2 separate regions of the Mus musculus genome follow, and region 2 is linked to region 1. A link is a loop called in an ENCODE intact Hi-C map of the cell type or tissue named here. Cell type or tissue: heart. All regions are shown on one strand.

The links. Peaks named below come from ENCODE experiments on the same cell type or tissue, not always from the same donor. Only the 100,000 strongest peaks of a DNase experiment are listed, where the experiment ranks them.
Region 2: a loop joins it to region 1, with 2.8 times the contacts of the local background. A loop is called at or near these places in 2 of 42 quality-filtered maps.

Annotation. Positions count from the first base shown.
Region 1 is chrX:56,345,130-56,347,629 of GRCm38, forward strand. It overlaps Zfp449 (zinc finger protein 449), which reads left to right and starts at 1,268. Exons shown (of 5, transcript NM_030139.5): 1 at 1,268-1,310. It overlaps Gm38625 (a long non-coding RNA gene), which reads right to left and starts at 1,267. Exons shown (of 3, transcript XR_878111.3): 1 at 1,048-1,267; 2 at 1-12. In heart, no CTCF peak of the experiment used is centred here; DNase peaks (open chromatin) are centred at 1,262 and 1,922; H3K4me3 peaks cover 1,451 bases; H3K27ac peaks cover 1,369 bases.
Region 2 is chrX:56,488,555-56,491,054 of GRCm38, forward strand. Ints6l (integrator complex subunit 6 like) reads left to right here. Exons shown (of 17, transcript NM_172779.4): 9 at 452-584. Among named protein-coding and RNA genes, the nearest start is that of Ints6l, 35 kb to the left of the region's middle. In heart, a CTCF peak has its summit at 1,406 (motif pointing left); no DNase peak of the experiment used is centred here.

The DNA of each region.
Region 1 (2,500 bases):
TCCAAGATCTCTCTAAACAAATCACACTTTTTAAAAAATTATTATTATTGTAGTTCCTTCGAATTCTCAAAAGCATAGGTGGGCAGCCTCTAGGATGGAGATGGGTTCCCTGGGGATAGGTCCTGCCTTTGTGCAATTTCATTTGACTCTCAGACCCAAAGAATCATCAGGCTCCCATAACACCTTGGTTGAGATGAGCTACTCTTCCTTCAAAGATGACTAGGGCCCTGGTAAGAGTAACAGTGGCTTTGCAGGACTTGAGAGTCAGGGGCTCCAGGCCTCAGCTAATGAGAACAACTTTGGCTTGGATGAAGCTGTCTTCAGTGCCTGCCAACAACACCGCTCCTCCCATGTCTGTCTTGCTTCCACCGGATCATCAAGGAGGAACAAGAACAAGCAGCTTTTTTCCTTGCTATCTTGGACACACTCAGGTCTAGATACAGGTTCTCAGGCAGAAACAAAGTCCTAGGGCTAAAATTCTGGCACACACAGACCAATAGCCCCAGCCTCGGACCAAAAATGAGCATTTTTTCCCAATCAGCACTATTGTATTTAGTGGCCCTTGGACCAAGTCTCACTACAACTCACTGACAAAGGAGAAGGGAAAGTTTGCTTTCAAGGGCAGGAAAAGCAGGGAACCAATTGGAAGACTTGAAATAATGCCAGAAGGCTAATCTTCAAACTTCAGAGACCACTGGGGGCTGTTGAAGGTGGAGAGGAATAGGAGGGTTCCCTAGATGGAAGCTCTAAGCTTACAAGAGGAAAAAAAAAACTAAGATGTATATTCAAGGTCACTGTGGCACACAGACAACACAGATCAGTCAGAATCCCCCCCCCCAAATTTTTTTTTTTTATTATTAAAATGGCTCTAAGCTCTTTTGCTCTCCAGGGTGTCGTTAGGGACCCTGAAATCTGAGTTTTAAAAAATGCCTTCTCAAGAACCACCTCCTCCCCGAGGGAATCACTGAGTGGGTAGGGGCTGTTTTAAACAAAGTTTTTCCCCCACCTGCATCAATTAATCTAAAGCTGTTGGGAAGTAGCTCTTACTTGACTCACTACTCGGGGCTCGTCCCACCCAATCCCCTAGGACCATAAAGCTATAAGACCGGAAATAGGAGCTCTTCCAATGCAGCTTGAAACTAGGTGGAAGACTAGAAGAGTCCCAGCCATCCCCCACGTCAGCATCCTAGTGGGCTCTAAAAGCGGCGGGCGGCGTGGAGCCTGCCGGGAGCTGTAGTACTCAACGCGGCTGTGCGCCTGCGCCCTGGGCAGTTGCCGGTGAGCTTGGGAGAGCCGTGGGCGCAGAGGCGGTGAGTCCCGGAGCGGACAGAGGGCGTGGCTGTCCCTGGGGCGCGGGCGCGGGTAACGGGGCTCTTTTTTGCAAGGCTGGGGCCACACAAACTGGCAAATTTCATATGTGCCCTGGGAGCCAGGCCCCAGGAGCAAAGAGGAGCGGCGGGCTCCTATTCGTTCAGGGACCCCGCCGCCGCTCCCTGCGACCTGGCCAGGCCTTGCTGGGAGTCCACGATGGCAGGGAGTGCCCATCTGGGTGGTCGGACATTGTCATCCAAGAGCTCTTGGACACCACGTCCCTAACACTGGCATGGGGTTTTAAACCAGCTTTTAGGCTTTTCAGGGACATGTCACGCCTGCTGTTTCCCCAAGTGCCCTCTTTGATTAACGGTGCCTTACGGGTAGGCCCTGTGAGGGTGGATTCAGAGGCAAGCTTGGGGGCGGGGGGGGGGGGCACTGTTCCTTAATGAAGTGAAGTTTTTACTATGTAGGGCCCAGGAAAGAAACCTAGAGAAACACTTCCCTGGTAGACGTGGTGGAAGGTTTTGGGTCAGCCAGGAGAGGCTTCCCTAGCCAGCTGTGCGACTGGAGCAGCTTAAGTACTGGGTCCCCAGCCAACAGACTGCAGATCCTTGGATATCCTCCAGCAACGGTTCCATGCCTGGGCTCAGGAAACTAGAAGCTTCCTAGGAAGGAGTCTTGACCAGCAATAAACTTCACTTGAGTTCTCGCCTTGTGCCAGGCGGGCTGCTATTCACTTTCTGTGCCATTTGATCCTCGAAGGATTATTTTTTATGACGTTGATGCTATCGTTATGTGCTTGTTGTAAACAGAGGCATTTGGGTGTGAGGACTGCACAGCAAATTATGCCTAAATACATTTGGCACAGAAGGACAGGTTACTGTTACAGTGATGGTTGATATGAAGTCAGTTTCAGTCCAGTTGACAGAGTGGGAAGAGGTTCCGGACTCTTTTCCTTGAATCCTCTTCAAAAACCTTAAAGAGGACAGGTATAAGAGTTGTCTCAACCAAAAAAAAAAAAAAAAAAAAAAAAAGTATAGGCAGAGGCAGGCGGATTTCTAAGTTCAAGGCCAGCCTGGTCTACAAAGTGAGTTCCAGGACAGCCAGGGCTACACAGAGAAACCCTGTCTCGAAAAACCAAAAAAAAAAAAAAAAATAGTTGTCTCAGTAGATGGGGGAGGGGGCA
Region 2 (2,500 bases), 140 kb after region 1:
TGAAAGAAAGCATCTCCTAGCTGCCTCGGAAGTTTTATAATAGTTTCTGTCTACTAATAGGTTACTCTCTACTTATTTATTGAATGAAAATTCAAGACGATGGGAGTATGTGTGAGGATGGATTATATAATCACATAAGTGGCCTTTCTCTTTGGAATACTATTTCAGCATCATTATACTAACCAAGCAAAATTTTCGGTCTTACTGATGTATCCTGGGATCTCTGAGTGGTTACCGTATCACCTAGTTTCACTTGTAAGATAATTATGGAGTATCTATACTTTGAATATTCATACATAAGCACGTTATTTTTACATAATCCTATGCAAAAATACCTAGTCTATTTTTGAATTGCTGTGCCACAGGTGTTGCTGTGGGGGGTTGATCTGTGTTTGACTTTATGTGAAAATGATTATTGTCATAACTGTACATTTCTTCACGTTCGTCTTAGGTGTTTGTTACCAGCAGTTCAAAATATAATGAGCTTGGATATCCATTTGGTTATTTGAAAGCGAGTACTACTTTAACTTGTGTAAACCTCTTTGTGATGCCTTACAACTACCCAGTCTTACTTCCTCTTTTAGGTGAGTAAAATATGTGCTTCTTAATCATCTTTAAAATATGGCAGAAGTGCTAGGGAGATAAAATATGAATAAGCATTTCAAATTCCATCGGGGAATAACCAATACCAGAATAAGTAAGTGTGCAAAAACTGATTTGGAAGGATAAGGCTTCATTCTTTTCAATTTTTTTGTTTGTTTCTACATCAAATAGAAGAGATAGATACCTGCTCTTTGCTGTTCTTCAAAGTGCAAAGTCTATTAATCGTCCTCCCTTCTCCATGTTTGGCTTACTTGTAGATGTGTTTGGCTGCCCTAGAAAACGTGTGTGTGTGTGTGTTACATGCCCATGTATGTACATATTGTGAAGGCCATAGGTTGATGTCAGATATCTTTTGAAATCACTTGAATAGCTATATCTATTTATAGTAATACCATACTACATGACATCCTAGTTGTAAAGTTTTGAGGGATTTTTTTTGTGAGAGTTTCTAAATTTTTGCTTCAAAGATGAAACATTTACAAAATTTGATCATGGTACTACTATTAATAGACAATGTATTTAAAAGGCAGTACTTTGTTGATATTTAAGAAACTTAAAAGTAGGTCATCATCATAAATAAATCAGCATGGTTGCTCTGTATATTTTAGCTACTTTATTTTTCAGTCCAGTCTGAACATATCTTCCTTGTAAGAATTGCTACTAGTAGGAAGTATCTGATCTATGATAGAGGATACTAAGATTACAAATAAAGAGGCTGGGGGCTTGCTGTTTTTCTAGAAGATGCAGGTTCCCCAGCTTACAGCTATCTAGAACTCCAGTTCCAGGGATATGTCACCCTCTACTGGCCACAGAGAGTACTGCATGAACATGATGCACAGACAGACATGTTGGCAAAACAGTCGTGCACATAAATAGAAATACATAAATCTTTCTCAGATTACTAATAAATTATCTTTCTATTTTGAGTAATCTCTCCCCTATCTTAAATAAGTCCTTATGATATCAGTTTCCACAAAGATATAGTAAAGAAAAAATGTGTAATTTTTATTTAGACTTTAAACAATGTTAGAAAAGTATACTTTTGGCCCATTTTATTGCACTAGGATTGACATAAAAAAAGCTATACATAATGAAACACCACTAAAATTTATGTTCTAAACATGGCTTATTCATGTCTTTCAAAGGTTTCCATTATTATTATTATTATTATTATTATTATTATTAATGTTGTTGTTGTAACAAAAGCATTTACCATAGGATCTACTCCCTGAATAAAATTTCTGTATACAAAACACTGTTGCTAGTGGCTGGAGCTTGGGGACTCTTGTGAAAGAATAGGAAGAAGGACTGTGGGACCCCAAAGGGAATAGGAACTCCACAGGAAGACCAACTGAGTGAACTAACCTGGACCCTTGCGGCTCTCAAAGACTGAACCACTAACCAAAGAGCATTCTACTGCTAGAGATAGCCCCACCGCTGTTCATATGTTGCAGATGTGCAGCTTGGTCTTCATGTGGCTCCCGAACAACTGGAGCAGGGGCTATCCTTAAAGTTGTTGCCTTCGTTGGGATATGTTGTTCTACTAGCTGGTCCGCCTCGTCTGGCCTCAGTGGGAGAGGAAGTGCCTAGTCTGGAAGAGTCTTGAAGTGCCAGGGTGGGGAGAGACAGGGTGGTTGGGGGTGGGAAACCAACTCAGAGGAGAAGGGGAGGGGGAATGGGTGAAGGATTGTGGGAGGGGACAACTGGGAGGCAGGCAGTGAGTGGGATGTAAAGTGAATAAGTAAAAATAAATAAATTAATAAATTTAAAAAAGACGCTGTTGCTAAGTATAGGCACTGTGTTGGAGGATGTTACACTGTAGGAAATGAAGGAGACATACAAGGACAAATAAGGACGCTCAGCCATCTTTCCAGCCCCATCCTTACTGATTCTAACA